3 separate regions of the Mus musculus genome follow, and regions 1 and 3 are each linked to region 2. Evidence: chromatin loops called from intact Hi-C (ENCODE). Cell type or tissue: heart. All regions are shown on one strand.

Region 1 (8,000 bases), 250 kb before region 2:
CTTTTCAATATAGATGGTAAAACAAGTAACCCAACAGGAAGCTCTCGGGCTTCTGGGTGATTCTGGCTCTTACCTTCATAAGTCAGGGACAATGAAGTTGTACTGGACTTGAGAGACTCCATCTACCCGGGCCTCTGCCAGAGGCATCTTGTTTAGAGCGTGAGGCTGGAGAAAGAAACACACACTGGCACTTACACAGGAGAATGAACGGTGGAGGGCCAGAGAGCAGAGGACACAGCCTCCCTGATTCATCATCCGAGGCCATTCCACTGTCTCCAACACCTGCAGGTTCCCCTGTGCGGAAGTTAGAGACCGCTGCTGTTCTCTGTTCATGGACACAACAGAAGTTCTTCTTCCCTAACCGGCACAGAACAGGGTAGGAGTGGGACTCTGAGGCTGGAAATCCAACAAAAAAGTACAGTATGGGTCTGCTCCTTCTGACGACAAGAAGGGTCTTGCTTGGTGCCTTTCCCCTTGTCTCTGGGATTGCTTCTCAGCTCTTCCTTCATGCTCACATGGTGTGTGTGTGTGTGTGTGTATCTCCAGTTTCCTCTTTTTAAAAGGACATCAGTCATATGATAGCCTCCCTCCACTATTAACAGCTTCATTTTAACTAGTTGCGTCTGGAAAGAACCCCTCTCTAAACAGTCATGTGCCAAGGCACTGTGTTTCAGACACCAGCATGAGAGTTTGGGGTAATACAAGCAAGCTATTAAATAGGGAGGTAACAGTGGCCCCGTCATCACTGAGAGTTATGAAAGAACGTTACAGCCGGGCATGGTGGCGCACGCCTTTAATCCCAGCACTTGAGCTCAAACCCCTCAGACAGAGCACTTGGCTATAGCAGCCCAAGCAGACTTAGACAGAAGAGAGGAGGCTGCCGGCTTTCCCCCACTCTCACTGGGACTTGAAGGACTGGGACTTGGCAATCTATTCATGAGGCATAGATAGGGGAGCCGGCAGAGCAGGGGCCCTGGGGAGGCCCATTCTGCACACTGGAAAAGAGATCCCAGGGGAGCCTGGAGAAGTGATCGCACCTTCTCCCAGCTCTGAGAGAGGATTTGTAATTGGCTGCCAGAATGTTCCTGCTGCCTGAGATGGGTCCAGCCAGCACCTTCCCAACTGCTGCAGAATCACACACCCTGGCCTGGTGCAAAATGCTACTGCCACAGAATGGTCACACCTCCCTCTCCCCTATGAGCCTGGGGATGGTGGCAGGGCAGGAAGCAGGCAGGCGTCTGCTTCCTGGCTTTGGGGGGTCATGCATTCCATTAAGCAAGGATGTCTAATAAGCCAAACACACTTCTGTATTTGTTTTTAAGTTAACTGTGTTTATGACTATGCTAGTGAGAGAGCACAGAACGCACATGCCCAATAGTAATATTTAGTGTGGGAGACAGAAATAAATGTGGGCAAAGGTCAAATCCGGGCTTCTGATTCCAGGCAGCTCCCTGATCTCCCAGATGCACATGTTCTCTTCTTCGGAGAGTTCTACTTTCCACGACATACTGATCCTACAACAAACTCAGAGTTAATTGAGCTGCTTAGCATGCTCACGGGTGTCCTTGCGCATTGCAAAAGACCACCTTCTCACCTTCTTCCTAAGGGACTGGGTCGGAGCAAACCTGGGGAATTAGAGAGGTGGTGAGAAAGGTCCCTAAATTTTGGCCTTTAGAAGCCTCTCCTGACAGAGAACAGAGTTGTCTGAATACGTGCCCCCAGGGGGGCTGTGAAGATTGAGCCAATGGAGATCATTTCAAAGAGTAATTAGCACAAAATGGAAGCCGGATAAATGACAGGCAGTCTGTTGTTATAGCTACCAATGATCTGGACTAGTGGGACCCTTCGTTTCAGTGCCCAACCTAAAGAAAGGATAGCATTCCAATGAATGCTCTTATGACGTCTGGGCTGGTGGCAGGATTCTGAGATACAGAAAATGCCTCGTTTCTGGACAGTAAAGATTACAGGGAATTACATCCCAGGCTAGAGGGGGCACAAACGCTGAACTGTACCTCACTACTTCTTCCCTTCCTCTCTTAATCAATGAAACCCTTTACTAAGGACAGCTGGGTGTATGACCTGCAGATTAGAAAGTATACTTCCCAGAACCCACTGCAGTTACGTGTGACTAGCTAGATTCTGACCCACAAAGTGGTTTGTGTAAGTTACAGACCATTTGCAGGAAGAAACGTCTTATGTAGACTGGAAGTTAGCTGTGATGGAATGACTCTAACCCAATCCTGCAGGCAAAGAAGTCACTCTTGTGGCTAGAAGACAGTGTGGGCATGGACCTCGGGTCCCCAGGGATCCTGTGGAGACAAAACTTTAATATCCAAGGCTCCCTTGCCCTATCCCACTAGTGCCTTCCTTGTCACTGAGAAGCAGACTAGAAAGAAAGAGGTGGACCAGTTTGCCTCTGGGGTCGAGGATTCCAGACCAAGAGGAGCCTGGATGTGGGCTGGATGGACAAGATCGCACAGGATCTGGACAGAACCAGCTGTGTGGAGGGGTGGGTGGGTCATGTGTAACTGGACCAGACACTGCGTCAGCACAGAAGATGTCCTCCTCTTCTAAGTAAGTTTCCTTCTTAACTAACTTACTTTCTTTCTTTCTTTCTTTCTTTCTTTCTTTCTTCCTTCCTTCCTTCCTTCCTTCCTTCCTTTCGTTGTTGTTGTTGTTGTTGTTGTTGCTGTTGTTGTTGTTGTTGTTTGAGACAGGGTTTCTCTGTATAGCTCTGGCTGTCCTGGAACTCACTTTGTAGACCAGGCTGGCCTCAAACTCAGAAATCCACCTGCCTCTGCCTCCCAAGTTCTGGGATTAAAGGCATGTGCCACCACGCCCGGCTCTTGACTACCTTTCATCTGAGCTCATTCTAAGCCCTGGCTATGCATGCACTGCCTGACCAGCACTGGTCTGAGGGCTATCAGCAGAGGGGATGCTGTAGCTACCCGAATGCACTGTTTGTTTTCAGTGGACATTGCTTGCCCTACCCTTCCTTTCTTCCTTCCTGTGGACAGCAACGTGAAAGAGCGACTCAGTTTCTAGCTCAACAGTGGACTCAGCGTAAAGGTCAGCAGAGTGACAAGACAGAAGACGCTGTGTTCCTGTCCACATGTAGATTGAAGTCATTCTAATGAGGCGCACTTGAGCCTGTATGTGAATCCTGCCACTAGGTGGCGCATTGCAGACTAGCATTTGCCAGAAGCAAGCACTGAACTGCCGTCTAGGGACCTACTGTCTTCTATCTCCCTCCCTAACTCTGTAAAACCTGGCTGAGACCTTGACTCATTCACGCCGCTGTTGTCTACTTTCAGATGACAACAGTGGCTGTTGTCCTCACAGGTGTGTGTGAGCCTCAGGTAAAGCGAGGCTGTAAAATTCAGAGGCCGCTTAGAGATGTGGTGGTATCTGGGGGTTGCAATCCCTGCACTCAAGGGACTGAGGCTCGAGGGTACTGAGTTTGAGACTAACCTGTCTCCAGGAAAAGAGAGGAGGTGGAGCAAACTCTAAAGTTGCTATGACAGCAAATTAGCTTAGCAATCACTGGGTAGAGTTCTGAGAATTCTTTGCCCTAGAGTGGCATGTTCTAAATTTCCAGCCAATGGGAAAACAACAACAACCCAAAACAAGACAATAAGGAAAATCTCCTCGGGCAATGTGAACCAGCCGGCTTGTCTCCCGGAATCAATCAGTCATTCCCATGTTGGGGGAAAGCCTGCTGAGGCATGCGGTGGGTGGGCTGCTCAGGGTGGTTAAGTCCCCTTCCCTTTTGGGCTCCAAACACCACGATCAGAGGACTGCTGAGCCCGCAAGTGTGCTGATTTCTCCACATGAAGCTATTGCTGCCCAGGAAGCCATAGGGTCACCTGGAGGTGGCACTAGGCAGAGAGACACAGGAGAGCCACTGTTGCTGCCTTGGGTTCAGCCTCCCTCACATGCCCTGCTGGGTTCCAGGAAGACTCTGGGTCCTCAGTGAGCCTTAATCTCCTCCACTGGGAAATAAGGCCCCTGTACAACAACAGCCCAGCACCCGAGGAGTGATGAACACTGACATCACACTCACAGGACAGAAAACAGCTCAGTATACACTGTGCCTTCCACATACACTTGTTCGTGGGCATCATACATGCATATGCACGCACGCACGCACGCACACACACACATATACCAATAAAAATATTTTTCAAGTTATTAAGAAGTATGGCGTGGTGTGGTGTGTCTACACGTCCCCATGGGTGTGTGCATGGTTTGCACGCAGACATGTGCTCACCTGTGGTATGTGGAGGACAGAGGCAATGTCACTTGTCTCCCTCCGCTGCTTTCTATTTTATGCTCTCTCCAAACCTGGAGCTCAGCAATGCAGGTAGTCAGCTGGCCAATAAGCTCTATAAACTAGCCCCCCATCCCACCCTACCCCCACCCCACATCTATAATAACAAACATCTACCGCCATGCCTGACTTTGACACAGTGATGGAATCTGAACTGAGCACGTTACCAACTGAGCCATGTCCCCAGTCCCTAAAAAATACACCTTTTGAAAAGTGGAAGAGTTGAAGCACATTTAAATGCCTGATAATCCCTGACTTAGCTCATTTTCAACACATAGCCAGTCTTGTTTGACTATATCATCTGCTTCTTCTCACCCATAATTATTCCAATACTTATCTCATTTCGTCTGTGTCTTAATCTGTAACTCTAAATGATAGACCCTTTAAAAAACAGAACTGTGCTTTGATCAGACCTCAAAATAATTTAATTAATGACAAGAAGACCGAGGCCTATATTCTGTGTATATTTAATAGTTATAAACAGGGTGGGTGGGTAGCTCGTTAGCAAACTACTTGTCAGCGTGGGGCCTGAGTTTGAACCCAGCACCATCCTAAAACTATAGACATAATGTCATATGCTCATAACCCCAGTGCTGGAGTCAGAAACAAGAAGATGGCTGGTGGACCTAGCTTACTCTGTGAAGCCCAGGTCCCAGTGAGGGACAAAGTGGAACAAAGAGTCAGAGAACAAAGTGAAAGGCAGGAATTATGTGGCACACACCTTTAATCCTGCTTGAGAGGCAGAGGCAGGCAGGTCTCTGTGAGTTCCAGGCCAAACAGGGCCACCTAGGAAGACACAGTCTAGAAGAACCAGGTGAAGGAATCCTCAATAATGATGCCCTGGGTTGACCTCTGGCAAAGTCTCTCTGCCCCCGGCTACTCACCTGCACCTCCAACATGAATGTACACAATTAACAACGGAAGCAGTGAGTTCCTCACGAGAATGTGGTCATTCTTCCACTCACACACTGAAGCCGACTTCCAATGGGCAATTCTTAGTTTCTTGGAGTTCCACAGTGGCCCGAGGCATTCTGGGACAAGCTTGTCTCTGTTTTCCCTGGCTCACCTTTTTCTCACCACAAGGAGCCTTGCACTTACATATGTAGGTCCAAGCTGAGCACACCTATGGCTCCCTTAGCCACCAAGGAAGGGGCTGTGAATTTGGGCTTGGAAGCACCTGGCAGGGAAGCCACAGTCCCACTGTCTAGAAGAAAGGGCTCACTCCACATCACTTAGCCAGGCGGGTTCCCCATCCCAGTGGGAAAGGTGGCATTAATGGTAGGTGTGAACAGTCTGTTCTTATGATGGCTCTGGCAGGGAGACAGAGCCTCTGCCATCCTGTGCACTGCACCCCTGGAGTTATCACCACACATTCTAAATGTAAGCAAACACATACACACAAGTCACAAGTCATATGTAGACTTGATGTGTCACAGAGCATGATTGGCTGGGGTAAGTGCAGGACATATTGTCGAATAACTCATGAAGAAAGAAGAGTCTAAGGGAGCCAGCAACTGCAATGGATCCGACCGGCAGAAAGCAAACACAGGAAAGCAATTTCCTGTTGATTTGAGATGGTTCTGCCAAAAGAAACTAACAGGACTCAAGTTACATTAACTCATGCTATGTTTTCAGCGGCTCCTAGACAGACCGTAATAAGCCAAAGTGCATGTAAGAAAAGCAGGCCTAAATTGAGTTGCAAAATCCATATTCTAGGACCTTGACGAAATGCCCTTGAAAGGATGCAGATTTGTTCTTTGCAGCAAATAAAGTGTTTATGCCCTGGCCCCTCCCTGGGAAGGGGGCGTGTCCTATGAGAAGGGAGCCATGGCTCAGTCACCCTGGGCCATTTGCTCCAAGTGCCATCTTCACACTTGCCTGGCAGCACAGTCAGAGCCCCTCGCTCCTCACTTGGGGAACTGGCGCTACCTTCTCCAGCTCCGTTTCCCACCAGCTCTTACCGGAGTAGGAGTGGTGCTTGAGGGTGCTCCAGGCTTCACAGATGCAGCATGCACTCAACTGCCTCCGAGTGAGGCACAGGCTTCTTACACGCGTTCACGCGACCGGCCAGGAAGAACGCAGCAAACCGGAATCTTCTGCGGCAAAGCTTTATTGCTTACATCTTCAGGAGCCAGAGAGCAAGAGAGCAAGAAAAAGAACAAGAACAAGAAAGCAAGAGCGCAAGAGCAAGAGAGAGCAAGAAAGCAAGAAAAAGAACAAGAACAAGAAAGCAAGAGAGAGAAAAAGAATGGCAAAACCCCGTCCCTTTTAAGGAGAATTATCCTCCGCCTAGGACGTATTACTCCCTGATTGGCTGCAGCCCATTGGCCCAGTTGTCATCACGAGAAATGCAGAACACATGGCGGGAAAACTGCCCCTGCACGTGTGCAGATTATGTTTAACACTTAGAACACAGCTGTCAGCGCCATCTTATAATGGCAAATGTGAGGGCGGCTCCTCACACAGGCTCTTCCCACAGAATGAGATGGAAAAAAAATCAAAGGCTGCGTCCAGAGAGGAGGTGGGACCAGAAAGATGTGAGCGGTGATTGGGAGAGCCAGCAGAGCTCGTGCATACATCCTTTCTGGCTCTGAAAAAGAGCTACATTGCCACCCATGTTCTGGACGGGTAGCAGGGGTCCAGACCCTGGGACACTGTTATGAGCAGTGGCCACTCGGTGACACTTGTCCAGCCAGAGAGGCTGAGAAACGGAGAGAAGCCCCAAGCCAGGGGACGGTTCCTCTTTCCCGCCTTAAAGATGGTTTCTTAGGATCTGGCTGTGAAATGTCCCCTATAGCCTCAAGCGTCTGAGCTTTTGGTTCCAGCTGATGGTGCTGGAAGGTCCAGGAGATTGTTGAAACTAGGCACCTGGCTGGCTGACTTGGGGCTATGTGGAGCTCAAGGATAAAAGGCTGACCTGGCTTCCAGTCGAATGCCCTTGTCTACCGCTATCACGCGGCTGGCTGCCTCGGGCTCCATACCTTCCCCATCACCGAACTGTGAGCAGAGACAAACCTCTTCTCAGCCAACTTGCCTCTTCAGGAATTCTGTCAGGTATTTTGTTTAGATACCTAAACCAAATGTGTTCATTGCATCTTCCCTGTGGGAACAACGTGACTGGTGCTACCAAACACTCACTAACTCTGGGTTCCTTGCAAATCACTCCAGCTTACCTTCGGGTAACAACCGAGTACCCTGTTTAGTATCAGAACTATACGGAGCAATGTCCACCTGTTTAATCTCACTCCCTGCTAGCCTGGTCTGAAAAGGCTTTTTAAGTAAAACTGAGGAGAGAGGGGCTCTTAGCCCTGACTTTCACTTTTCTATTCTTTTGAGTAATTAAAAAAAAAAAAATCTTACTTAAAACCAAACACAAAGCTATCCGTTCACCTAGTTACCATGGCAACCAGAAGTTGCCCCTTTGCCCCCAGAGGCCTTCTCCAGAACACAGCATCACTGCTATGGAGAGTGTTTTCTGTGGAAGGGGAACACCCCTCCACATCCCTTCAACTTCATCCAAAGAGCTCGGGCCCACCTGCTTCATTTTCTTTCCAGAGACATTTGGAATGGAAAAGCTGGTAGAACATTCAGCGCTCAGTGGTCTCCTCCAAGGTGGTGAGCCAAGGTCAGACCACAGGGCTGCTCAGCTGGGTTGCCAATGATGTCATTT
Region 2 (8,000 bases):
TCTAGCCTCTTTGGGCACCAGACAAGCACATGGTGCACAGACATATGTGCAGGCAAAACATCCACACGCATGAAGTAACATAATAAAAAGGGAAGAGAACTGGCCAATGAGTTTGGAAGGAGTAGCAAAAGGAGACTGTTTTATAAGCATCCCTTGGACAGGACGACACATCTCTTCTATTACAAAAGAGTCCCTGGCATGGGCTTTCTGTAAAATGCCGTCTCCTAAACCACTGGTAGCCTCATCTCAACATTCCAAATGTTTGAGTCTACCTCAAGAGTTTATGCAAATTAGTCTTTGTGAATCTTGGAGTCCATAATCAATATGGTAAAGTTGTGGAGACCAGAGGTTTCCCCGGTCACCTCTCCCCATCTCTGCCACTATGGTGGTTAGCACATGTCCACTTGACTAAGCCAAGGGTTGTCCAGATTAAATAGTATGTCTGAGTGTGTCTATGAGGGTGTTTCTGGAGGGTGTTAGCATTTGAATCTGTGATCTCAGTAAAGATTTCCCTTCTCAAGACGGTTGAGCTTCACCCAATCCACTGAAGGCCTCAATAGAATAAAAGGGAACTTTGTTCTTTTCCTTCTTGTCTCCTTGCTTGAGCTGGAACATCTCAGTTCATCTTCTCCCGTCCTCAGACTCGAGCTCCATGGGTTTTGTTCAGACTGGGGCCAACTCACATCATGCCCTGGGTTCCCAGCTTGTAAAACGTGGGACTTCTCCGCTTGCTAATCACATGAACCAGGGCTCATTATAAGTCTCCTTGTCTATTTTAATACATTTTAATACATGTACCTCCTATTAGACTATTTCTCTAGAGAATGCTGATTAATTCTCATTTCCTCTAGTTACTGAATATAGAGGAAGTCTTTAAAATATCAGAGTAACTGTTCCCTCTACAAGGCTGAGTGTTCATGTACAAGGTAGAGTATCCGGCAAGTATTTTATTATCTGTGGAACAATGTCAGCCACAACAAGAGGTCATTTCTAAGCCCAACTCAAGGTCATGACCCCCATTCTTAAAATTTCTTAAGTACTGGAGGTGCAAAGTTTCTGGAGAAAACCATGGAGGACACTGCCTTGGACCTAGGAACTTAACCTCAGAGAAATGTCAGAGATGGGAAGAGAGATTCATGCAAAAGGTTGTTTGGCGGGGTATTATTTATGACATTTAGATTTTATGTGTCTGCCAAGAAAGACTAGTTAAGCAAATTATGGAAAAGCGATATAATAAAATACCACGGTGGCCTTAAGTCCGCTTGTAATGAAAGACTTGCATCATGGAAGCGTTTATGATTCACTGGGGGAAAGAGAAGGCTATAGGACACCACACTATGCTATTCAAGTTTGTGCTACATAGTATAGAATACATTTTTGTTAATCTATTTATTTTGGGGGGGAAATATATGTGCCATGGTACATATATGGAGGTCACAGAACATTTCCCTTCTCACTGAGTGAGTCCCAGGGCTGACACTCAGGTAATCAGGGTTGGCAACATGAACTTTTTTTTTTTTTTTTTTTTTGGTTTTTCGAGACAGAGTTACAGGGTTAGCCCTGGCTGTCCTGGAACTCACTCTGTAGATCAGGCTGGCCTCGAACTCAGAAATCCGCCTGCCTCTGCCTCTGCCTCCCAAGTGCTGGGATTAAAGGCGTGTGCCACCACCGCCCGGCAACAACATGAACTCTTAAGCTCTGAGTCACTGTACCATCAAATTTAGAAAACATAGGTAACTGGAATATAAAACAGGCCTCTCTATTTCTCAAATTTGAGTCATAATTGATTTGATCACCACTTTGATTTGGTTTTCAGTTCCATGACCTATGGAAGCTTACAGGCTATTTTAGGATGACTTTCAGAGATGGGGGAGGTACCAGAGTGCTCAAGATGTGAAACTCAGCCCCATTTCACCTTTGTATTTTTAGTTATATTTTATTTATTACATTTATTTATTTATTTGCTATTTAGTGCTCACGCGCGTGTGCACACACACGCACACACACAATGTACAAGAGTCAGTGTAGGTCCTGGAAATTGAACTCTGGCCCTCAGACTTTATGAGTAAGCCCCTTTACCTACTGAGTCATCTCATCAGCCCCTCATCTGCAATTTGTTTCTATTTCCTGGTGTTTTGACAAGTTATTTTGAAGACCCCTTTTAAAAACAAAGTAAGGGATAATCTGAGAAAAAAGTTGCATAGACGGTAACTCATTAAATCAGTATGGTAATTAAATCAAACGGGGTGGGGGTGTTCTCTCCCACAAATCCAGATGTGAGTTCTGTGGTCTGACAGCCCAGACTTCCAGATGGGGAGGAGAATCGTGGCAATCAAAGCTGCATGCTTATCACGTAAACCCGCAGTAGCAACTACAGAAGTCAAGGTTTCTTTTCTTCCCATGAAATCAGTTTTGATCTTCAAACTGTGCCTTATTTTTTAAAAGATAAGATGCTGGAGGCCCAGTGGAATTTGGTGATTGTTTCCTTTGTATGCACAGCAAGTCCCTGAAATAAGATCAAACCAACTGCCTGATCTAGGTAGGCAAGCGTTGACAAAGACCTTCTATTCTCATGACCTTTGTGCATGAATCACCTCTCAATGTTGTCCTCTGTGAGGCCAGACTCAGAGTGAGGGTTTTTTGCAACCTCTGTCTGTCCCTCCAGAATCTTCTCTGACTCTATGGTAGACCCTGAAAACCACTATCACCCAGATACCAGTCCACACCAATGCTGTCAGTCCCTAAGAATCCAGCACTCAAACTTTATACAACTGTATAGTTAGACACACAGAGCAGGAGAGGGGATGGGAGAGGGGATGGGAGACAAAGAAGGAGAGAGAAAGACTCTGAGAGAGATATGCACTCACACAAAGCACCTGGGCAGTGGAGGATGGAGAAAGATGAGCAGGAATTTACATGTTCATTTTGAAGCTTTGTTCATTCGGTTATTCTGAGACAGTGTCACCTGTTGCCAAGGACGGCTTAAATCTGTAAACCACTTTTTTTGGGGGTGGGGGGGAGTTGTTTTGGTTTGGTTTGGTTTTGGTTTTTTGAGACAGGGTTTCTCTGTGTAGCCCTGGCTGTCCTGAAACTCACTTTATAGACCAGGCTGGTCTTGAACTCAGAAATCTGCCTGCCTCTGCCTCCTGAGTGCTGGGACTAAAGGTGTGAGCCACCACGCCCAGCTTGTAAATCACTTTTAATCACACTTCAACTTTCATTTCCTGACATGGCTTTGAAATCTGTCAGTTTCTTTGGTTTCTTGCATCTCGGTTTATTCAATATGCAATCTAATTTATTAAAATAAGGAGGTAAACTCTAAAAGTCTTATTAGTGGAGCTGGGGATTGTGGCTCGGTTGAAACTCACCTAGCGTTCACAAAGCCTAGATTCCAATCCCCCCAACTCTATACACTGTACCAGGAGATGCAGGGCTGTAAACCCAGTACCAGGGAAGTACAGGCAGAAGGGTGAGATGCTAGAGGCCATCCCTGTAACGTCTCAAGTCAAAGCAAGTCTGGGATACACGAGACCCCGTTTAAAAACAAACAAACAATCACAAAACTACAGTCTTATAATAGCAATATGGGAAAGAAAGGCAAATTCAAGGCAGCAAGCACCCTTGCAGGGGAGAGCTGGCTACTTCAGAATACGCACTCTTGTATCTACTATACGTTATGTTTTGCACATTTAGAAAAATAATAAGAAAAATACTCAATTTCGCTAACTTAGGCGACAAAGCTATTAGGGCTCATTTTCTGTACAACATCCCACCATTAACAAAGGTAGGCTGGCGCACCATGGTAGAGCATTGGCCGATTCTCATGGGATTCCACCTTTGTATCCTGAAGGATCAGCTGGCCAGGGTTAACCTTAGCTACACAGGGAGACCTGGGCCAGCCTGGGTACTTGAGAACTGTCACATAAGCAACAACAATTTCCCAGTAAAAGAGGGACAACTTGAAGGCAGCTTCTCCCCAGCACACAGGCCTCAGCCTGGCTTCACCAGAGGCCCACAGTCTCTGTCATATCCTTAGCTGGGGTGTCAGGGACCTTGTTCAGAGAAAGCAGGTGCTTGTCTCTCTGTAGATAGTGTCTTCACGTCTGATTTTTCTGTCTTGTTCTGCTCATTAAGTTGACTTTCATATTTGTTTTCCCATCATCCATAGCTGCTTGATAGGACAGGTGAGACAGCAATCAAAGGATTCGCCATCTTTAAAATTGCTGAGAAACTAAACGAGTCTGGTTTGATCTGTGTAACTCTGCTTGGCTAGAGCACCACCATGTGTCTCTGGAGGGAACTGCCATTTCAGTTGGCTACCCATAATCACTTTGAATCAACCATTCACACACTTCCTGTCTGCAGACATCGGAAAGCATCATGGTAGCAGATACAGGCATAGTTAGGGTGTGAAGCTTGCCCTTAAGAAACCCTTAGTGTCTGCAGCTTCCACAATGAGATTTTCTTTTCTCTGTTGTGTGGGGTGGGGCCAGGGGGTTCATTGAAAGGGTGAAAGATGGTTATGAAGAGTAGGAGAGATGAGAAGAATTGGGGTGCATGATGTGAAACTCACAAAGAACCAATAAAAGGTTAAAAAAAAAAGCAATCCTTAGTGTCATAGGAAACAGCAGATATGGAGAAAAAAGAACTGCAAAAAACCTGATAGGGCCAGATGTGAGGGCACACATCTGTAACTCCTGTATTTATGGGTAGAGAAAGAGCCAATGTCATCTTTGGCTACTTAGTGAGTCTGAGGCTAGCCTGGGATGGAAAAGAAAGGTGGGGAGACGCTCTTAAATGCCATAAATAAAAATGTTGAGAAGGCTAGAGGACAACAAAGTGACTTTCAGCCGAGGACATCTGAACAGCTTCAGGACGAGGTATTTAATACTTGCTTTAAAGAGTGGACATGATACAGGGCTCAGCCAGGAGATACTGTAAGCAGCAGCTAGTGTCATCGAGGAAGAAACACACAGAACCAGAGAAAGAATAGCTAGCTTTGTGTTACTGAGGCCAGTACTTGGACAGTGGTCAGGGCCAGCTCCAGCTATGTTGCAAATTCAAGGCTAACCTAGGCTACACAAGACCCTGGTATTTAGAGAGAGAGAGAGAGAGATTGAGAGAGAGAGAGAGAGATAAGTAAATAAATAGGATGACACACAAAAATCACCTCAGACACCCTAGATATATACAATTGTTACCTGTCAATAAACCTAATAAAATCAGGCAGAAAAAAATGTGTGAAGCAGGGTTGGTGTGAACATGGAACAGAAACAGGAGAAGGAGGATGGCAGGGTCATGTAGCAGGAAACTGACTCTAGTCCGCACTAGCTTTGTAAGGCCCTGCAATGAGCCTGGGATCAGCACCACAGGGAGTGGCTAACAGCTTTATCTCTCTACAATTTAGAAATAGCATCTGGAAACAGATGTGGACCACACAGTGTCCCTCAAAGGGCCTGACTCCTGAGATGCCTAGTCGTGATGCTGTGTGCACACATGCATACCACTCTTCCCCATCCCTCACGGAAGGTGCCGAGTTTGTTCTACCTAAGGCAAATGAGTGAACTCAACAGTGTGTGCACCTTTAACCCCAGCACTCAGGAGGCAGGGCAAGTGGGTCTCTGGGAGTCTGAAGCCTGTCTGGTCTACGTAGCAAGCTTCAAGCCAGTTAAGGCTTCAGAGAGAGCCTGTCTCAAAACAAACAAAAATAATCTGTGCTCAATAGCAAAAAAGAGAGCTACCTTCACCCCACGTGCTTCCCCTCAACTGATTTCTAATATAACCACCACTCAACTTGAGGCGTAGGTCCTTGGGAAGAAACTGAAGTTTAAAAAGAGCATTTGGGTAATGGTTGCTGGATTATAAATAAAATATAAAATAGTTATGTTTGGGACACAAAGAAGCATGTGTAGCTACAGGGAATCATGAAGATTGGAAGCCTCTCTGGTTGAAAGGGTTTGACCCTTCTACAAGCTTCGGAGATGGGGAGACAGACACAGGGAAGATGGGTCAAAACACAGAGATGCAGCCAGGTGTGGGGTGGGGGAATCATAACTGAAGGTAAGTTCCTAGCCACCTCTTACCCTTTGTACCTCTGAACTACCCCATCCCATTTCTTTCTAAGAGAGCTGAGACAATTTTTAGAAAGTTCAAAAATCATTCCAAAAGGAGTGAGAAAATCTGCCCTTCACTTTCCTTTCTCTGCACACTGAAGAGGCCGGGATCTTCCTTCATGCCCACATCAAACCCCAGACGCCAGGCTCCCTGCAAGTCTCTGTATTCAGCCTGGTTTCTCCAGCAGTCTCCAAGCACCTGTGGGTCTTTAAAGGGAACAAAAAGCAAAGACACATCCTCCACCACAGACACGGGGCTCGGGGAAACGATGCATAAATCAAAGCCAGAGAGAAGCCTGCTAGCAACCCGGAAATCAAATTGTATCTGCGAGAAGGTCGGAGTGGAAAATAGATTAGAAGGGCTCTGAACAAGAGAGGATAAAGACAGACAGCCCCTGAAAAAAATTAACAGGAGGAACATGGGGCCTGTAGCAGCAGACTGAATTCACAAAGAGCCTTGCATTGCCTCAGGATAGACCAATGTTTAAGCCACTTATACCAGTTCCTGCCTGGATAATGGACTGTCAGTCTCTGCCTGGGTAACGTGACAGGCACCCGTCTCCACATCTTTCTTTGTGTAAAGTTGTTGCTGAACATGGCATCCACACTCTGAGAGCCCTGCTTTATTCCCTTTCTCAGAGCCTTACACATCCCAACCTCCGTGTCTACACTTTCCCTGTCTGATGTTGGAGACAGACACACTTCATCGTACTTATATTGCTCTCCCCATCCCTCACCTGAAGGTGCTGAGTGCTTTCTAAGACTAACAGGGAACCCAAGAGCCTGTGCCCAGGCTGGCCTTGGACCTCTGGCATTCCCCCCTCTGTCTCCCAAGCGCTGGCATCGAAGGTGTGAGCCTCCTCCTCCTGCTCACATGCACAAATTCTGCACCACAGATTCAAAACTGGGAAAAAAATGTAAGATATACAAAAAGCTGTTGGATGTGGTGGCACGAGTGGGAGGTAGAAGCAGGCAGATCTGTGAGTTTGACACCAGCCTGGTCATAGAGAGTTCCAGGCCAGCAAAGACTACATAGTGAGAGAAAATCTATCTCAAAGCACACATACACACAAAGACAAACACCCATGAGCAAAAGTATTTATGATGAAACCACAGCATAAAATGCTATATAGACTTAGTTTATAAGAACCCAGAGATTGTTTAAAATATTTAGAGGATCTGTGTGAATAGCACAATGTTTTATAAATGAGAATGTACCCATGGATTTTGGAATCTTTTGGGAGTCTTAGAATCAAGTTGCTCCAATATCAAGCAATTTTTGCACATCGGTTCTTTATTTTCTTCATCTCTGTTAAGGTGAAGTCTCTTGATCTGTTTACTGTCCCCCAACCAACTCTTCCATCCTCTCAGAGAAACTGCCTTTTCAAAGGTGAGAAAAGTCTTTATCTGACTATGGCCCGTGATGGAATTCAGCTAAGGCATTTGCTCTTGTGTGCTCTGCATCACTTGGGGGAACAGTCTGGTTAAGAAAACAGACTCAGGCAGTCCCTACAAGCCACCAGGAGATTCTGCTGAGCCTTGCCTTTCCCAGTCAGCAAGTTGCAACTTTTTCTTTTTCCTGTCTCTTTTGCATGCTGGCCAGTTGTAAGTATGAATTGTTTTATTTGTTTTAGTTTTCAAGACAGGATTTCTCTGTGTAGCTTTGTCTGTCCTGGAACTCACTCTGTAGACCAGGCTGGCCTCGAACTCAGAGATGCTCCTGAGTCTGCCTTCCAAGTGCTGGGATTAAACATGTGCACCACCCCTGCTTGGGCATAAACCGGGGGTAAGTATGGTTTGTCTGATACCTTGTGGTCTCTTGCTCTTTGTCTAAACCCTGCCACATGGCTGCCTGCTACCAAGTGCTGATTCCTAAGCCAATATAAC
Region 3 (8,000 bases), 100 kb before region 2:
TTCAATTTTTTTCTTTTGTGATTTTCACTTCACCTTGTCTTATCTTACTCCATATACACTGATAAATTAACCTGCCAGAAAGCCAACAAAGTGAACAGCCCAGTAGTTCCCAGGGAGCATGGGTGCAAGAACCCTGCACTCCCACTGTGCTGAAACGCAGATTTGCCATCCCTAGTAACATAGCTAGTGTAAAATTAATATACTGAGCCGTTTTTAAATGACAGTCTACCACAGCACTTCAACATTTCTTTTTTTTTTTTTTTTTCAATTCACTTGTTGATACAGTGGAAGAAAACTTCCGGGGGGGGGGGGGGGGGGAGGACGGGACGGGACGGGACATGTAACCTCTGCTACACTCCTGTCACAATGACACAGGTGCAAGGTGTGCTTCTGTCACAAGATAACAAAATCATCTCTGTAGAGCCAAAACCACTTAGGGAGACACAAAATTCCCAAGTCGATCTTGATCTTGCTACAAGCAAATGAGACAACCCCAATACTTACTAGACATTTTCTCTTAGGGTAGACAGCTCCTAAAGCTTTGTGAAGAGTGAGTATGTTTAATTAAATAAGGTAGTCTAAGCCAACAAGGGAAAAAGAAACACACTCAATCAACAATGATCCTTACAATCTTTGTTCTGAAAACAAAAAACAAAAAAACTAAAGGATATTTTATTTAGCATTTAGTCCAAGTTTAACAGCCATAGAAACTAACAGTAACCCAAGAGTTCTAAAAGCAGACAGTGCAGTGGACAGTCTCTTCCATGTCTGTGTGGCCGTGAGGATCAAGCGTGACTCACTCTCTGGGATGACTCTGAGGCAGACGATGAGGGACTGGTTCAGGAGCTTCTCTTTAAGCAGTGACAGCAGCACAGAGGCTGTGCAGGGACCACTCTCCTATGACCTCCACCTCAGTCTCCCTCAGTCTGTACTGTGTACACACTTTCCCTCTCACCCTCAAATATCCTAATTTCATGAAACAATAAGCTTTGAAGAATGAAGTCATGCAACGAGAGTTCCTATAGATACTAGCCAGCCAGGAATGGTCTCTGTGTCTCTAATCCCCACACTCTCTAATCCCTGTCCACTATGTGGAAGGATGCTACAGGCCAGACTCTCTTCAAATTGTGATTCTTAGGTTAACTGCAAAAGATGGTAGAAACCTTTTAGAGGAGAAAATTATTCTCTACTGTATAATTAGATCACATCTGTAAATGGAAAATGCTTCTCACAAATTACACTGAAGGGGCAAACTGTAAGTCTGTGGTAATTAGTCTGAATTGCACTGGTTACAAAACAAGGATGGTTAAAGTAGAATTAAACTCAGAGCCAGAAAATGTCTCCTCCTCGATACCTGAAGTAGCAACTCTCAAAGTTTTAGTATTCTAAATTCTTTGACTTCCTTAACATTCCTCAATTTTTCAACCAAAATCATTTCCTGGCTACAAAATGTAACAATAATTCGTCATGATGGCAAAGCTAGGCCAATACACTACAGAACAAAGCTAGGCCCTGGAGCCCCAGACTGGATCTGCTGGTTCCCACTCAATGCATGAAGATGATCAGTCACTATACACCCAACACCACGTCTGCCACTTCTCCTCAGGTACTTGTTTAACCAGACCAGTTGTCCTTGCTAAGGGTTACCTGCACCACAAAACACCCTGAGAGGGAGTAATGGAGGGCTGGAGAGATGGCTCAGTGGTTAGGCACACTTGCTGCTAATACATGATGGCCCACAACCATTCAGAACTCTAGTTCCTGGAGATCTGACATCCTCTTCTGACCTCTTGAGAGCAACAAGCACATGTGTGGTGCATACGCAAAAATGCAGGCAACATTCATACACATAAAATAAAAAAATCTTTTAAAATATATATATTTAAGGCAAAAGGGTACTGATGGATTATACTCACCAGAACCAAGCCCAACCTAGAGCAGTAGTCTGATTTAAAAAGTGGCGAACAGCACTAGGGCTCAGGACCACACTCTAAAGTCAGACAAAGGATGTTTCTTCAATACCTTTGTGGGAGTGCCCTGATTCTTCAACTGAGGGCACCTGTCCTTGCAATTAGGGCTCTGTGTCGTCGTCGTCCCGACCCCCCCCCCCCGCACAAGTTAATTAATACTGTTATTAGTATAATTTCCTTTTCCATTTTGATTTACAGCATAATGGCCTGGAGAGAGTACAAACTAAGGAGTGAACGAGACAGCATGCTTACAATTTCACCTATAAAATTATGACAAACTAGGAAATATTTTGTTAATTGTGGGGTCTTGGTGAGAAAAGCAGTGAGTCATTGTTTAAATGCCAGTTTACTGATTATTAAGGTGAGTTAAAGAAAGGGGAAATAATTTAAAACTCTGCCCTAGTTCCCACCACCACCGAGAAAACTTCCAGAGATTCAGTATGGGAGGGAATTGGTCACGAGTCATCTCAATCAACCGTACCGCGAAACTTTTCTGAGCTATGAAACAACTTGTCTCATAGATCTAATTACATAGGAATGGAAGAAGGGAAGGAAGGAAGGAAGGAAGGAAGGAAGGAAGGAAGGAAGGAAAGAAGGAAGGAAGGATCCACGACTAAACTGTTCCAGCAAGAATACTTTGAACACTGTCCCTACAACTTTTTCCATTCGTGTCGCAGTACTGCCCCAATTCACCGAGCCTTTCCATAAGGCACAACGCATATTAGTCTCCTTAAAAAGCATCTGGGGTAGGAGGAATGAGTGAACAGAAGAATCTACTAACGCAGCTTTATTCGAAAATGCCGTGATGTTAGCTAACACCTTGTACGCTAATTTTAAAAATAAAATTCAAAATATCTGTGGATAGCTGGAGAAATGGCTGGGCGGTTAAGAGCACTGACTGCTCTTCCGGAGGTCCTGAGTTCAAATTCCAACAACCACATTGGTGGCTCACAACCATCCGTACAGCTACAGTGTACGCATATAGATAAAATAAATAAATCTTTAAAAAAAAAAAAAGTATCTGTCGATTATACGGAGTGTGCCTAAAGAAGAGCCCAGAGATCTCGATGCTCAACATATATGAACGTCCCACCATGGAGTAAGACTTCTCTCATTCTCTGCATTAAAACACCTGCGAGCCACCGTGCTCATCCCCTATAGAAACGCCGCGCTCCCGGAGCCCCAAACTAGCCAGCAAAACTTTGCCGGGGCGCACGGATTTCCAGCTCCCTCCCGCCCGCCCATCCTCCCCGGGGCTGCTCCAAAGTTCTTGCGGCATCCCAGGCAATCGTCTCAGCGAACGAAGTTTGCCTGGGTCCTGCCCACTCGCGCTCCCGCAGGACGCAACTGAAACTTGCAAGGGAGACACGTCTCCCCGGGGACCGAAACTTGCACGCGGGGTGGGGGAGGAAGGCGGCCGGAGCGTTCCGCCTCCCCGGGGGTCTGCACGCAGCGCCGAGCCCTCTCGGCCCCCCGCCCGGCCGCTCCCGCGCGCGCGCCCGCCCGCCTGTCAATCACACCGCAGACCACCACCCCCACGCGCGAGCAACACGGCGCGCGGGGTCCACGGGAGCCGGCTCGGGCCAGGCCGCGCCGCCGCAGCGTGCCCTCTGCCCGGGGCCGGGAATGGCGGCGACCGGCTGCCCGGAGCCAGTTCCGACCTGGCCCCCTCGCCTTTAGACCCCGCCAGCCCCTGTAGCAGCGGCTGAAGAGAAAAGGAAGTTACCTCCAAGCGGTCCCGGCGGCGGCGGCGGCGGCCAGTCGCGGGAGGCCGAGAGGTCCGGCGCGGCGGCGGCGGCGGCTACCGCAGTGCCCTCCGCCCCATTGTTTCCCTTCCAGGAGGCTCCCGGCAAAGCCGAGCCCGGGAACCAGGAAGTTCCCCGGCGCGACACCTCCAGCCGCCGCCGCTATGGAAACGGCCCCCGCCTTCCCCAGGGCGGCTCTCCCGGGACCCCGCCTCCGCGCCGCCGGCCCCGCCCGCCTCACCGGCCGCCAACAGTCGCCGTTGCGGCCGCGGCCGCCGCCATCTTGGCGCGGGCGGACAGCCCCTGCCTTCCCGGCGGCACGTGCGCTGTTCCCGCGCTCCCGCCGGGCGCGCGCTCGATGGGCTGCGGGCGGAGGCCGACGGCCCGAGCCCCTCTGCATGAAGAGGGGGTCCGCCGACCCGGCGGCGCCCAGCGATCGCTCCAGAGCTACTCACGGGCTGGGACCAGTGCTGTGTCTGACACCTGAGGGCAGCCGGCAGAGCACGGCGCCTTTCGCGGATGAGGCCCGTCCGCTCGCCAGCCTTCAGACGTTGCCTACTGCACTTGGGTTTTTCTTGGACTCGGTATCCTCACCCGTGAAGTGAGAGGGAAACTGTACCTGCTTCGTGGAGTTGTTCCCCGCGCAAACAAATGCTTGGTAGTGTGTGCACAGTGAATCTGTCAACAGAGTGGCTCTGTTACTGACACAAGGTCACACAGTCAATTTCCAGGCATTTATGCCAAGAGTTCAGATCAGCACAACTTTAAGTAGGCTACTGTGTGCAAGCCTTTTGCTGCCTAAACAGTGTTCATTCCCTGGCCCATCTTTCTTTAGGTCAGCTTTTTCTGTGTCAAGAGTTTTAATCCCCACGGTCTTCCATTAAGAACTGATGTAAAAAGGGGATGATGTAAACTTCCCAACACTGTAATTTGCTGACGGTTAAATGATTTATTCACTAGAAGCAGCAAAGGTTTGGGTGTGCGAGTAGCTAAAAGGCTTCTGTCCTTGTTTCCAGGAACTAGAATTACTATAGCTGGCAACTGTGCACTGCGTTTACTCTTTCCCAGGCTGGTGAAACCTGACACTCACTGCAAACTGTGTTCCTTGAGGAATTGAGGAGAGGCAGAGTCCTGGCCCTTCCTGGGCTTGCAGACTTTAACACCTGTGACTCCTTGGGTCTTAGATGGCCTCTGAGGCCACTTCTGACTCTCAAATGCTGATTAACCAGTGAAACCCAGGGCCTTTTGGACAGACAGACAGACAGGCGCGCGCGCATCCCTTCATTCAGGTCTCCATTTAAACCAGGTTTGGAAACACTACTTTGGGTTTTGTTTTGTTTATTGATTTGTTTATTCTGGTATGTACAAATGGCACAGTTGGTTTGGTGAAAATCAGGTCAAAAGTTGGATGGTCATGGGAATTTTTTCAACACTCAAATATAAGGAATAGAATTCCAAAATTAGCAAGTCACCAAAGAGCTCTCCATTTGTGACAATGCCTACAGCTTCCAAGTCTTTGATGACAACACATGCACATACGCATGTACTTACATTGTGCTTTGAAGATTGCAGAAGTCCTCCAAAAGACACTTACTGAATTAAAGTATAACGTTTGAGTTACCGTCTCTCCGGATACCTTGGGAACCCCACAGAGGCTCAAGAGAATTCATCCAGAAATTTTACCACAAATACAAAAATATCAATGAGTTGGAGGGGCAATGCTGGACACAGCTTGCTTCACAAACTGAAGGAGAAGTTTCAGATGTGTGTGTGAAGTTTATATTAGTGTAATACTATATTCTAGACTTAACTGTCAGCACTGTCGGCCCAACTTCAGACTTAGCAGTCTGTACTATTATTCAGAAATATATTCAAGAATGAGGGTAGCTGAATTTCACTGAAAACCTACACAAATAGGAACACTTGAGTCTTGGGGTAGTCGTTTAGCAACCGCTGTCCTAAAAAAAAAAATGCATATTTAAGTTATGTCCGCCTTGTGATCCTATTCCCTCTAACATACGATAGATATCATACATGTGATTCCCCCTTCAACTGGGGGGAAAGTTCACTGTCAAAATCCCAGAGAAAATGAAAGGGGGAATAAACAGTTTGTATCTCCAATGAGAATATTCTGCAAATGCCAGCCATTTAGAACTTTCCGATCACATAACAGGAAGAGTGATGTTTGCATTTCGTTTTTAAAAGTTATGTTATACTCATGACAATACTTACAGAATATTGCCAAAGGTAAAAGTACATGTTTAAGTTTCCCACAAGACTCCATAATAACTAGGGTTAAGAGTATAATTTGCGGTGAGAACATGAAAATATAGAACATGGGGAAATTTTCAAAAGTAAACCATGCATCCTTAGCTTTCATCTTCAAAACTGCAGATCAAAGGCGCTGTTCCTAGAGTCTCCTGTAAACTGAGACCTTGCAATGTGGATCGATGGCTATGCAGTCCATTCAGGTTTGGGGAGTAGCAAAGTGGGTTGTGCCGTGGAGACTCTGGAAAGCCTCATGTGATTCATCTTACCCACTACAGTCATTTCTGAAATTCCCTAGGAGTGTTTTGTTGACTCAAAAAGTCAGTTCCAATATCACTGTATATAACTCATCATGATAAAAAGAAAGCAAGCATATCAGTGGATATCCATGGACCACATGTCAATGAAATCAGCCACATCCACATGGCTCATAGTTTTTCCTTAATAAAGTCCTTCAGATTAAAAGAGAAAGTATTGATGGCAGACCAGAAGAAGGATCACAAACAGTAGAATTCCACATATGTTACAAACAGTTTGTTACAACAATCTGGGGTGATCTTACTTATTGCTGTTTTGGGGGACTTGGGAAGTGCCCCTATGTTAGAAACATACAAGCCATGAGGTTTGGGACTTGTTTGTCTTCCATCCTGTTCTGTTCTTTGGTCCACTTTGCTCTCTGGCCAGAGTGAGCTTCCTCTGAATAAATATAGAAAGAATGAGGAGGAGAGAAAGGGAAAGGAAGGACCAAAGGATACAAAGGTGTATCAGTACCCAATTTGTATCAATACCCAATATGTAAAACGTTTCTCATTTTTTCACATGCTCAAACATCTTATGACTCAAAAACAAAAACAAATCAAAGCTTAGAAACAACTCCTTTTCAACCACAGAAGTTTCCACTCACTATCTCCTCTACTCCTTGCTTGTAGCCAACCTGTTCCTGACTACACAGTAAGACATCACAGTCTGCCAGGAGTCTGTAACGAGGCTGGATCACTTTTCAGATGTGCCACTTTGTCTTCCTAGCTCCGGCGGACTTTCTGTCAGCAGCGCTTCCGTCTACCATATGTCAGCTGCCCCAAGTCCCTTCCCAGATGCCATACCATTATTTTTAGGACATATATTCGCCCATTCTGGAACGGGGTTTGAGCACGTGCTACAGCGCCAGTATGGCACTCGGGGGACAACTTTCAGGAGTCAGTTGTCTCCCTCTCCCGTTCAGGTCCCAGGGACTGAACCCTGGGTCATCAGAATTGACAGCAAGCGCCTTAACCTGTAGAGCCATCTCACCGGTCCCATGATTTTTTAAGTTTCATCAAACCGATAAAATGTAAATATTAAGATGCACACATATATAAGTATTTAAAAATTAAAATATGACTTCCTGGCTTTTTTGTCTCCATTTTAGTGATAAAACATTAGCCTTCATGTACATGATTGTTATTAACTTTCTAACTCTGTGTATGTTGAAAGGCAGTTTTCCTAGGAAACCTCCCAGTGAACCATGCCTACCAATACTCACACAGTTAGCCACCCTCCGTTTATATCTACGACGGCCCTGTGACTCAGTGTGGAGGGAATGAGGCAGAGTGATTGATCTCTAAGATGAGAGCAGAAGAAGCCTCAAGGTTCTACCTGAGTCTCTGAAATCCTTTGTGCACTTTCTCTCAGAATTCAAATACTGTCAAGGAAGAAACTCAGGCATCTTACAGTGAGCACACCAGATAGCCAACTTCACCTGAGCCCACTGCCAACAGCCGCTAACCTCAAACTGGCGACATGGGCAAGGCAACTGGGTATTGCATGCCTGGAGTCCCAGCTGAACGACACCCTGAGAAACCCTAGGTGGTGACCTTCCAGGTGAGCCCAGGGAGCCACAGAACAATAATAAATTGCAGATAGACTTCAATGTCTTTTGTCACAAACCTGCAGGAAAAGTGCAGTAAATTTATTAAGAATGAAGTTCTGAGCTGGAGAGGTGGCTCAGTCAGCAAGGCACTTGCCACACAAGTGTGAT

Evidence for each region. A loop is a pair of places that touch in the nucleus more often than their neighbours do. Peaks named below come from ENCODE experiments on the same cell type or tissue, not always from the same donor. Only the 100,000 strongest peaks of a DNase experiment are listed, where the experiment ranks them.
Region 1: it touches region 2 in a loop (2.7-fold over the local background); 10 of 42 quality-filtered maps call a loop at or near these places.
Region 3: it touches region 2 in a loop (3-fold over the local background); 19 of 42 quality-filtered maps call a loop at or near these places.

What each region holds. Positions count from the first base shown.
Region 1 is chr2:6,464,528-6,472,527 of GRCm38, reverse strand. Gm13391 (a long non-coding RNA gene) reads right to left here and starts at 6,449. Exons shown (of 3, transcript XR_373980.2): 1 at 6,292-6,449; 2 at 74-165. In heart, a CTCF peak has its summit at 3,172 (motif pointing right); DNase peaks (open chromatin) are centred at 1,107 and 3,199; H3K27ac peaks cover 2,237 bases.
Region 2 is chr2:6,216,636-6,224,635 of GRCm38, reverse strand. All of the region lies in intron 1 of A230108P19Rik (RIKEN cDNA A230108P19 gene), which reads right to left. Among named protein-coding and RNA genes, the nearest start is that of Echdc3, 7.6 kb to the right of the region's middle. In heart, a CTCF peak has its summit at 4,291; a DNase peak (open chromatin) is centred at 4,295.
Region 3 is chr2:6,318,651-6,326,650 of GRCm38, reverse strand. Usp6nl (USP6 N-terminal like) reads right to left here and starts at 3,894. Exons shown (of 15, transcript NM_001080548.1): 1 at 3,697-3,894. It overlaps A230108P19Rik (RIKEN cDNA A230108P19 gene), which reads right to left. Exons shown (of 7, transcript NR_040333.1): 7 at 5,040-6,679. In heart, a CTCF peak has its summit at 3,304; DNase peaks (open chromatin) are centred at 3,400 and 3,860; H3K4me3 peaks cover 2,848 bases; H3K27ac peaks cover 2,148 bases.